Linked DNA regions of Homo sapiens: regions 1 and 3 are each linked to region 2. Evidence: chromatin contacts called from ENCODE Hi-C or POLR2A ChIA-PET data. All regions are on one chromosome and are shown on one strand. The core of a region is the stretch at or near the end of the contact, and the rest is flanking DNA. Distances in the headings are between cores, read along the strand shown.

Evidence for each region. Hi-C counts contacts between places; a loop is a spot of excess contacts on that map. ChIA-PET counts read pairs that join two places held with the same protein, here RNA polymerase II (POLR2A). Pooled maps may share reads with other maps.
Region 1: a loop to region 2 is called in a map with no recorded cell type, with 16 times the contacts of the local background. The contact joins two enhancer-like sites. A Hi-C loop is called at or near these places in 10 of 37 single-sample maps with no recorded cell type and 5 of 50 pooled maps. POLR2A ChIA-PET finds 5 or more read pairs at or near these places in 3 of 52 experiments (GM10248, GM12878 and activated CD8-positive, alpha-beta memory T cell).
Region 3: a loop to region 2 is called in a map of OCI-LY7, with 4 times the contacts of the local background. The contact joins two enhancer-like sites. A Hi-C loop is called at or near these places in 1 of 168 maps with a recorded cell type or tissue (OCI-LY7) and 2 of 50 pooled maps. POLR2A ChIA-PET finds 5 or more read pairs at or near these places in 1 of 52 experiments (activated T-cell).

What each region holds. Positions count from the first base shown.
Region 1 is chr4:38,127,514-38,131,229 of GRCh38, forward strand. All of the region lies in intron 20 of TBC1D1 (TBC1 domain family member 1), which reads left to right. Among named protein-coding and RNA genes, the nearest start is that of PTTG2, 170 kb to the left of the region's middle. RefSeq lists enhancers at 640-1,493, 1,214-1,373, 1,454-1,873, 1,494-2,346. Within about 2 kb of position 1,783, at least 13 of the 41 ENCODE cell types and tissues checked have a DNase peak (open chromatin) inside an H3K27ac peak, as active enhancers do.
Region 2 is chr4:38,757,354-38,760,965 of GRCh38, forward strand. It overlaps the pseudogene RNA5SP158. Among named protein-coding and RNA genes, the nearest start is that of TLR10, 24 kb to the right of the region's middle. RefSeq lists an enhancer at 1-124. Within about 2 kb of position 2,363, at least 9 of the 41 ENCODE cell types and tissues checked have a DNase peak (open chromatin) inside an H3K27ac peak, as active enhancers do; they include OCI-LY7, where a contact is called at or near this core.
Region 3 is chr4:37,988,181-37,992,136 of GRCh38, forward strand. All of the region lies in intron 2 of TBC1D1 (TBC1 domain family member 1), which reads left to right. Among named protein-coding and RNA genes, the nearest start is that of PTTG2, 30 kb to the left of the region's middle. Within about 2 kb of position 1,636, at least 5 of the 41 ENCODE cell types and tissues checked have a DNase peak (open chromatin) inside an H3K27ac peak, as active enhancers do; they include OCI-LY7, where a contact is called at or near this core.

The sequences.
Region 1 (3,716 bases), core at 533-3,032, 630 kb before region 2:
CCTGGGACTATAGGCATGTGCCACCACGCTCAGCTAATTTTTGTATTTTTAGTAGAGGTGGGGTTTCGCCATGTTGGCCAGGCTGGTCTTGAACTCCTGGCCTCAAGTGATCCACCTGCCTCATCCTCCCAAAGTGCTGGGATTACATGCATGAGCCACTGTGCCCGACCTCCACTGACTTAATAACTCTAGGACATAGGTATTATAATTCCTATTTTTATAGATGAAGCTGAGCAGAGAGTAACATGCCCGGCCCCTTGTAGAAAGGCAGGGTCTGTGGGAGCCAGGGCTGTGAGGTTGGAGCTGAGGTGTTTGAGTCCAGCTGGACTTAAAAGATGACCTAAGATCGGCTGGCAGACATTTTCCAAAGAAGGCCAGGCAGTATATATTTTAGGCTTCACGGGTCATAACGTCACAACTACTCACCTCTGCGACAGCTACTCACCTCGGCCTTTGCAGCACAAACAATCCATGACAGCATGTAAGGGGATGATGGGTCATGTTGCAAAAATCTTTATTTTAAAAACTGTGCAGCGTGATGGGCTTGGTCCACAGGTGGTGGTTTGCTGATCCCTGAACTAAAGGATCACAGCATGTGAGAAGGTACAGGAATGAGAGCAGAGAGCAATTCTCAGAACCTGAGGTGTTCAACATTTTGGGGGTATCGGGAGCACAAAAATTTGCATTTAGGGCCCGGGTTTTTATCAGTGGTCCTTATAGAAAGTAGATCTACCCGCATCTCTCCCCTCTTTCCCTCTGGTGTTTCTATCTGAACTTGACATCTGAGTGTTCTCTGTCAGGCTTTCTGCTTTCCTACTGCCCCCTCCCATCCAGAGGGTGCTGTAGTCTTAAGTTCTACACAGAAAGCAGACATGGGGTCCAGCATGATTCCTCTGCAGCCTTAGAGATCCCCCAGGCCCAAATCTTGGGGGTCTTCAGAGTAGATGTAATGGATGCTTCCATTGCAGATGGTGGAGCATACTGCCCTGTGTACAGATGGGGTGGGGCAGGAAGTGAGGGCATCTGGGTGGTCCTCTGTGATAGCTGTGGTTCCATTTCATTAAATGCCTTCCCTGTATAGATAGTCTCAGCCTGAGCAACTGGGACACAGCTGGATCCTGGGTGGAAGAGGTGGCCAAGGACAGGGCTCTGGAGCTCTGGCTCAATGTGGACAGGCTGAAAGCAGCCAGAGAGGGCAATTCCAAAGGTGACAGAGCCCAGGACAGAAGACCAAGGGTGTCTGAAGCCTTTGTGGCAGTGTACTTACCAAAGGACCTGTCCATTGAATAAACCATCTACATCTTCTGACCCAAGAAGAATGGAAACTTTGGGAATAATTAGTAACAAAGGAAAGGAGGTCAGTGTTGTATTCTTGTCACAGTGGGTGCTCTGTGGCTGTGAAGTCTCAGCTCAGTTTAAGGAAGAAAAAGAGGAAGGGTGGCTGTGGGAGGCAGGGCAAATAGCCTATTTTCAGCATCCTTTAGGCTCCACTCAGAGCATGGCCTCAGCCCAGCATTGTCATCATATCATGTCAGAGCTTGTTAGAAACTCAGCATCTGGGGCCACACCCGAGACCTGCTGAATCAGAATCTGCATTTCAGTGAGATCACCAGGGGATTCACATACACACAAACAGCTGAGAAACCCTGCTGTGGGCAACTCTGTTAGAAACACAATGAACAAAGGAGCCCCTGTTCCAGTTGAGCTTGTAGGTTAGAAACCAGGGTTCCTGTATTCAGAAGACACACCTCAAATCAGGGGCAAAGGTGCCTCTTCTGCCTGTGGGGGAGCCGTCACTTCTTGGGCAGTTTGCACCGTGGAAAAGGAGTAGTTTTGTACGAGGACAACTGGTGCCATACCAGGAGGGTGGGGCGTGGCGGGGAGAAGTGGTTTACCACTGGCGTTGTTGAAAATTGCTCACATGCAGTGGTAATAACAAGCAGAGGGACTTTTAGTGGGTTTGATGTTTTTTGTAATTCACTACAGATAGTGTGTGCCCCCTTGTTGCTGATACCAGGCCGACTGTTCCCACTCTCCAGCCCTTGGTATGACAATGGGACCAGCAGATTGGAGGGCAGGGGGTTAGGAAGGCGGAAGCTCTGTGGCGAGTTCTGCAAACCATCAGGGTTCATGACTTTATTAATCAGTGTCCATGGACTGTGAAGAGAAATGCTGAGTCTACAATAGCAAATGAGCCAAGAACATAAACAGACAATTCACCGAAGAGGAGATATCTAGTAAACAAATATCTGGGAAAGTATTTGGCTTCATGTGTAATTTAAACTTATGTAACATATAATGCTTTACTCTACTAGATAATAGAAAGACATTTCTTGATGCCAGTACCCAGCACCAAGGGTATACTGTATGCAGAACATTAGCATGTTGCTGATGGCAGTGCACATTGATTAGTGGCTGTTGGGAGACAATTTGGCGAAACATATCCCAAGCCAGTAAAATATTCATACCCTTTGACTCAGTCATCCCGTTTCTTGGAATGTATCCTCAGGAAATAATCCAAAATATGAGGGAAGCCATATGTATAAGGTTATTCTCCTAGACTTGTCACTTATAATAACAGAAACTTGGAACTAGATGTCTAACACTTGATGACTGGATTAATATGATGATGGTAGGTTGAGCTGGTAGAATATCATGAAGCCAGTTATATATAGCGACATGAAAAAGCTCTTATTTGATACAATGTTAAGTAAAGGAAAAGTGGGATAGGAAATTTTATGTTGGTTATGTTTAGAACTAGAAAAACATGCTTTTAGGAAATAGGAAATATAGCTAGATATAAAAGTTGTATTTGGTGATTTTTCTTTTATTTTTCAAGCTTCCAATAATGTAGCTCTATTGCTTCAGTAACTTAAAATAGTTTTATCTTTTCGGCAAAACATCGAAAGTATGGAAATAGTCATTCCTACTTTGGCAAACAGAAGAGAAATTTTCTTCAGTACCAAAATTCTGGAACTTGACTGAAAACTATGAAGAACCTAAGAGCCAGGATGACAGGAAGGCTCTAGATCCCCAGTAATTACAACTCTAGTGGAATTGCTCTGAGATGGGCCAGCAAGAAAGAAGATGAGAGCCAGTCCCCCTTGCAGAGGGGCCAGGTACCTTGCAGCTTTGTGTAGTGACCAGTGCTCAGGGAACGGCTTAGGCAAGACCCTGGGGGAGGTGGGCACTGCACTTGTCCAGCCTCAGGAGTGACTCAGACCAGAAATGAAAACACCTTAAAGTGTATATATCTTGTTTTCCTATCAACACCTAGTTTTTAATATTCGTCTGTTTTATTCATCTGAGACAACATACCAAAGGATTGGGTTTTTAATGTTAGGCCTTCCTGCTCTTTCTCTGGCTGAGAACTGCTCCTGGCAGTGGATCACTTGTGCTGTCTAAGTGTGCAAGGACAGGCGCCCCTCCCAATTCTTTTCTTTCCCCAAGTAATTAGCCCAAGGGCTGAAGCCCTCGTTCAGTGACCAGGGTTCTCCTTTGACCACCAGCCTCATATTGCCATGGTTTGGGGTAAATTCAGGGGCATAACTGCAGAATGAAGGGCCTAGGAGTCTTGGCAGTCAGGAGATCATCAGGCAATTAAGCAGAGATGATTGTGACCCAGGGTGGTTCCTAGGGATTAATGGAGGCCTGGAAGAGTTTATGGCTTTGGGTACTGCTGAGAGCCATTAACTTAACACAGAACATCAATCCGT
Region 2 (3,612 bases), core at 1,113-3,612:
CGTGAGACAGAGGCTGCAGTGAGCCGAGATCATGCCACTGCACTCCAGCCTGGGTGACAGAGTGAGACTCCGTCCCCACTGCCAAAAAAAAAAAAAAGGAAGTGGTGTACTTTTCAGAAGAAGAGATTGACATTGGGCAGAGCCAGAAACAAGAAATGGCCAAGACACATGCTGACCAATGTACTTTTACACTGAGGGTTCCCAGCTTGTGGGCTAAGAATACCTTGGAGAGCTTTGGAGCTGTTGCAAGAGACCCTAAGTCTATCTATGCCACAACTATGGTCTGAGGCTTGGTAGATAACATAATTTATATCCCTATACTACCCTTCCCTGAAGATATATAGACGCTATTGGATGTTATTGGCTTAATTCAATGCAAATTCATTTTCAAGAGTTACTAGATTCATAGTAATAGTATCTTCTTAGGGTAGACTTTCCTAACCAAAAAATACTACAAACAAAATGACTGCCACACGGGAATCTGCAAAATAGAGATCACTATTTTGATCTCACTAAATTGTTCTAAGGTTCAAATGACTAAGTACTTGGAGTACTTAGTGCTTGGGACACAGTAAATATGCAGTAAATACCAACCACTAGCCTTCTGATGATGCCATTTTGTCCCATGAGGGCCTGCAGGAGAGAACTCTGCCAGCATGTGCACTGACCTGGTCACCTCAGTAGCTATATTTCTCACAGTGAACTCACGCTCGGTCTTGAGAGAAGGCCCTCCAACTCTGTGGCTCACCGGCACTGTCTTCCTGTGTCTGGGTAGGACCTAAACATGCACTCCTGGTGACTTAACTCAGGTGCTGCTTCCCAAGGAAGGTCACCTTAGCCACTAGGTGGCCTCCCTCCAAGTCTGTTTGTTGGTTAGGAAAATCTACACTAAGAAGAAACTATTGCTATGAGTCTAGTAACTCTTGAAAATGAATTTGCATTGAATTAAATCTAATAACAGCCAATAACATCTATATATATTCAGGGAAGGCTAGTATAGAGATATAAATTATGTTATCTACCAAGCCTCAGACCACGATTGTGGCATAGATAGACTTAGGGCCTCTTGCAACAGCTCCAAAGCTCTCCCTCCAAGTCTTCTCTAAGGCCAGCATTCTTCTTGTCCTATGGGCAACACATAGTCTAGACAGAGGGTAAGGGACATCAACAGAGTAACAACAAGCAGGTTGGTTGGTATTCGATTTTGCTTTGGAGACGAAGATGGCTTTACCTTACAATAAGCAGTCAGGTAGAGCTGGGGGTCATTTTGAGGGGGAAAATAACCCAAACAGAACTGTGTTTTAGGAGAATTAACCTTCCTAGGGTGTATAGGTTGAAGAATGAAAAGGAGATACTGCCCATGGTCTCTTTTTCTCTCTAGTGTAGCTTTTTCAAGCTAGAAGAATAACTATAACAACTTTCTGAAGTCAGTTTCCTCATCTGCAACTTCCCCCACAATCTCCCATCCAAGACCAAGGTAGCCTGATCCCACTAATCATCAGAGACCAGATGAAATCAGGTGTGTTCAGGATTGTACGGTGTGCCATCTATAAAGCACGTGGGGTGTGTTTCTACACTGGGGGTTCCCAGCCTGTGGGCTAAGAATACCGTGGAGAGCTTTGGAGCTGTTGCAAGAGGCCCTAAGTCTATCTATGCCACAACCGTGGTCTGAGGCTTGGTAGATAACATAATTTATATCTCTATACTACTCTTCCCTGAATATATATAGATGTTATTGGCTGTTATTGGATTTAATTCAATGCAAATTCATTTTCAAGAATTACTAGATTCATAGCAATAGTTTCTTCTTAGTGTAGATTTTCCTAACCAACAAATAGTACAAACAAAATGACTGCCACACAGGAGTCTGTAAAATAGAGATCACTATTTTGATCTCACTAAATTGTTCTAAGGTTCAAATGACTAAGTACATGGAGGTGCTTAGAACAGTGCTTGGGACACAGTAAATATGCAGCAAATGCCAACCATTATCATAAAGCAATTCTCATTCCTGAAAGGTGGGGCTCACTCATCTAGATGATCTCTAAAGCCATGCTTTGTGCCTCTGAGCTTTAATGGCTTTCTACATTTTATGAAAAATCTTGTGATGGGGGCAGACATTCTTTGAGATCTGTTGCTGTTGCTGACGCAGAAAGTGCCTTAGCCTATGAGCCATTCTTCTAAGCTTGGATAGAAGGCGTCCTTGGAAGAGGGCCCATATCTCTTCAATTGACAGTGTGGCCCAGAGAGGCCGCAGTCGGAGACCTCTGGGCACTAACACAAGGGCGGTCTGTTTCCTCCAGGGAGGAATGAACTGACTTCTGTTGTGTCCCACGCAGCTCGTCCACTGCAAAGCTCAGCGAAAAATACTAAAGTGACCTCAAGGTGGCACTGCAACCCAAAATTTCACACAAGGGCACACAACCTCAGTTCATTTTGGGGGGTTTTTGTGTTTTTTTGTTAATTTTTGTTTTTTGATCATATCAATTATTTTTATTATCTTTAGAAATAGAAACACAAAACTTAAGAATTTTGTAGAGAATTTGAGTGACTTTAAGAGTGTGTCCTCAGAGTCCAGTTTAAAAAAACAATTCTTCCGACTTTAAAGTCCTGGAGTTGCAGGAAGTATCCTGTCTTCAGGTGAGGGTCTCAGAGGTGATTTATTCCTGAAGTTGGGTATTTGCAAGCTTTTCAAAGCTTTCAGAGCTATCATCATCAGAGGGCCACAAGATGGAGAAGGCACTCCTTGAAATATCCTTTATTTTAGGAAAATAATTTTTCAAAAATTTCAATAGGTTTTGGTGGAACAGATTGTGTTTGGTTACACGCATAAGTTCTTTAGCGGTCGTTTCTGAAATTTTGGTGCCCTCATAACCCAACCAGTGTACGCTGTACCCAATTTGTAGTCTATTATCCCTCACCCCCCCGCTCCCACCCTTTCCCCCGAGGTCCCAAAGTCCATTGTATCATTCTTATGCCTTTGTGGCCTCATAGCTTAGCTCCCATTTATAAGTGAGAACATGCGATGTTTGATTGTCCATTCCTGAGTCACTTCACCTAGAATAATGGTCTCCAATTCCATTCAGGTTGCTGCAAATGCCATTATTTTATTCCTTTTTAAGGCCTTCAGTTTATTTTTTTTAATGATATATGATAGTTTACATATTTATGGAGTACATGTGCTATTTTGTTATATGCATCAAATGTGTAATGATCAAGTCAGGGTATTTGGAGTCTCCATTACCCTGAGTATCATTTCTACGTGCTGGGAACATTTCATGTTCTCTCTTCTAGCTACTTTGAAATATACAATACATTGTTGTTAACTAGAGTCACCCTACTCTGCTATTGAACACCTCCCCCCGTGCAAAAAAAAAAAAAGGATTGTATTGCTCAGTTCATTTTTAAAGCCTTCTTTCTCAAACTTTACTGTGCATAAAATCCAGCCAGGATCTTGCTAAAATGCAGCTTCTGAATCAGTAGGCCTGGGATGGAGCCTGAAATTCTGCATGTCTGACGTCTCTCAGGTGATGCGAACGCTGCAGCCTGGTTTTAGCTGGAATATAGCTTTCAGCAATTCTCTGCTGTTGTTTCTAATTAGGGACAGGAGTG
Region 3 (3,956 bases), core at 386-2,885, 770 kb before region 2:
CCAATACATTTTTTGACCTAGGGCAAGTTACACTTGCCTGGGCCTCAGTCCTTGATCTATAAAATGAGAACATTGTGTTAAATGATTGCTACAGTTGTATTCAATTCAGAATCTGTGTCCCTGTGAGTGCAAGTCAAGCCAACTATCTTAGATTGTCTACCTTTGATAAGGAGGAAAGGGCCCCTGAAATCATTGGTCTAGGTCAGATCTCTCCACCAGTTACCAGTGGAGGGATGACCTTAAGTAAGTTATTTTTTTCTCTAGACATTAATGTGTTCATCCATTAAAGGGGGGATGATAAACAGCTATCCTCTAAGCGGTTGACGATTTATCCACATAACACACTTAGTACCTAGATTAAGCACTTAGTACTCGTGAACCATCATCATCATTGAATTTAGGGGTGGAGGAAGACTTTTGTAGTTGCTTAGCTGCATTCCCTCTTTTTAAGGATGAAGAAACATGAAGCCCACTATAGGTGAGATGTCTTTCCCAAAGCCACAGCTAAGATCCAAACAGAGCTCTTTGCATCACCTGGCACTCATTCAAATGGAAACCAAAAACAAAATTTGAAGCACCCCAACTGACCGATGGACCGCCCCCTCCTCAGTCAAGGGCATTCCAGAGAAACCTGAAAAACTCGTTCAGGTCGTGATGGGAAAGGGGACATGCTTCATTACACCTTCCTCTCTCTGGAATTCAGGCACAACTGACCAGCGTAAACATTAAAACAGAGATCTTAAGACTGCCAAAACAGATCTCAAATTCCAGCCTAACTGCAGTCTGACATCACTTGACATAGCAGGCCCTGAAAGAAATTGAAGTATTTTACCACAAAATATATTTCTTTGGCATATTTTGAAATGGCCCTGGAAAGCTGTCTCTTATGGGGAAAATCTACTTTCTCTAAAGAATCCTCTTCACTTTCCAGATCTTTTCCTTGAACCAGGAGAGAATTAACTAAGAGTCTGGCACATTTTTTGTTAGGTCTGATAAGATCTCTGAAGCCTGCTACCTGGAGGCCTCATCTGCATGATAAAAACCTTGGTCTTCACCCAGGTTATGACCTTGTCTTAACCTACACACTTATTTCTATTGATTCCAGATCTTTAGATAATAACGCTTTCAACTAATTGCCACTCAGAAAATATTTGAATCCACCTATGACTTGCAACCTCCCCTCCACCTTCAAGTTGTCCCACCTTTCCAGACCAAACCAATGTACACCTTACATATATTGATTGATGTCTTATGTCTCCCTAAAATGTATAAAGCAAGCTATAGCCCCGACCACCTTGAGCACGTGTTCTCAGGACCTCCTGGGGTTGTGTCATGGGTCGTGGTCCTCACATCTGGCTCAGAATAAATCTCTTTAAATGTTTTACGGAGATTGATTCTTTTTGCTGACACTAATATTTAGATTCTTTCTGTTGTTCTAGCACATTCTGCATGAATTAAACATAAACCCTGTTCCCTAGTACAGAACAAGAGCAAACTGCTTTCTTTAGGCCACAAGTAACTTAGATCAGTTAAGGGGAAAATGGGGGAGAGAGGAGGACATTGGCTTCTGCCACCAGCAGCCTGTGTGACCTTGCCCAAGGTCACAACTCTGTGGGGTTAGTTCCCCTTCCCTGAAATAGGTGTAGGGAGGGACTCCTTGACAGTTTCTGGTTTTTTTCGTCTCTCAGAGTGCAATGAAGAATTTCTTCATGGCTAAGGCTGTTAGACTCCAGAAAATAGTTTGCCAACCAAAGACACAGAGTTTCCAATTTTGGAATACTTTAAAAATAGGAAGGAAGTTTATTTGTTTAGCAGAATTTATAATTGTAGGACTGCCCAAGGCAGAGAATTAGCCAAGTGGTATTTTGCGGAAGTTCTTTTTAAAGGGTGGGCCCAAAGGAAACCAGTCATTAGGTGGAAATAAACTGTCAGATTTTTGAGACGTTATTTGCTTAGGGACATTTACACTGGTCTATTGTGACAGTCTCTATTGTGTTAGGCTTTTAAAAGAAATATGTAAGTTTCCAAGTTTAAAATGTTAGAGCAAGTGTCCAGTCCACGGCCTGTGGGCTACATACAGGCCAGGATGGTTTTGAATGTGGCCCAAAAAAGATTCATCAACTTTCTTAAAACATTGAGTTTTTTTTTTTTAAGCTAATCAACTATCATTAGTGTTAATGTATTTTATGTGTGGGCCAAGACAATTCTTCCAGTGTGGCCCAGGGAAGCCAAAAGATTGGATACCCCTGTATTAGAACTTGTAAAATTTGACTTCAGAAACACAACCAAAAGCCCGCTTATGAGTAAGGAGTTTGTGGCCCCTTGTGTACTGATTATTAATCAATTAATTGTATAATAAGCATGAAATATTGCTAGTACATCTAAGGCCAAAGCCTTCTTACGGTTCCAGAAAAAGCTGTATTCCTGAATTTCCAGGTGAAGGGAAGGGATTCTCCTTCCATTTCCAGAAATATGTGAATATAATACATAGGGATTTTTATCACACTAGTGTTTCAGTAAAAGCAGCCCTTCAAGTCTGTGCCATCCAGTTTTGGTGTAACTGAAAGAACATCGTACCAAAGTTTGATTTTTGTCAATTCTCTAGTGTGTTAATCAGCTGAGAATGTGGTCTCTGGATATTTTTCCCCAAGGAAAGAGCTGGATGTACTAGACCACCAGACCACACAACTCTGTATTTGTTTTGCAATAACTACACTATTTGGGGGAGTAGTGTGGTGTTTCCAGACGTTCTTGGTCAAGAAATCTGGCCGCTTCAAGCTCAGTGTTGATCACAATCTATTTCTTTTGCCTCTACTCTGTGGCAGGCACTTGAGACACAACTGCCAAGATGAGAGAGACCCAGCTGCTGACCTGGGGCGGGGGTGGGTGGGGGGAAGGTGGTGAAGGCAGTCACAGAGTCAGCCTGCCAGAAAGCAGGTGGGGAACTGTAAACCTCTGAGTAGCCCCTTGGTATACAGAGGTAATAATTTCCCAAATGTAGTAAATCCCACTTTACAACCTCACGGTTAATTTTGATCAGGGATAAGTAGAACTGACTATACACTGTTAACTTAGATATTGTCCTTCTCAAAAACATCATTTTTATTCTGGGTGCCAGAGATTTGGCTTGGGTGTGGGTGTTAAGAACAGTCCACAGTGTCCTGGAGTACCTCTCCGCTGATCTGGGGGCTCTTTAAACCTCTCTAACAAGTTTTTGTGCTAATCCTGACTGAGTAGATGGAGGCAGTGGAGCCCAGCTGGCCTGTCACTATGGGGCAGAGGGTGACTCTACCCTCAAGCCCTGCATGAAGACCCCAGGGTGGGCACCACAGCCCTTTACAGTCACTTAGCACCTGCTGCTGAACACGAGCATGCAGACCTGGTAAGGCTTGTGAGTTTCAGAGAATTCCTGCAAGTCCCTGGAAATGTGGGCACTGGCAGCTCTTCTCTCTCTTTTTTTTTTTTAAATTTAGTGGGCTTAGAGGTTTTAGCCTAATAAGGAAATTTTACACTGGACGATTTTATCCCAAATAAAAGCAAATCATAGGGACCCAGTGTTGCCTAAAAAACCAGTCCTTACTGGGGAGGTCTAGTTGTGTCTAGCCTGGCTCTGTGACCAGATGCCAGCCATTCCAGCCTCCTGTGGCTGCATTTCATCCCGAAAGTGAATAAGGTGAGTGAGTGATTCAAAGGTCCCATCCAGGGGGTGACAAAGAATATTCCAGGTGGAAGAAACTGCATGAGCAAAGGTATGGAGGTGGAAACCCAAATGAACAGAGGCTTAGGAGGTGTGTTCGAAACATGTTTGGTACAAACGGAACTTACAGAGAAAGAAGCCAGGTGAAATAAGGCAGGAAGAGTTGAGTGGAGCCCCATTGGTGGGAGACCCTGAGGGTTAGCAGGACTGTGTTTGTTCTGGTAGGGATTGCAGAGGAGCCCTAGAAGGTTTGTGAGCA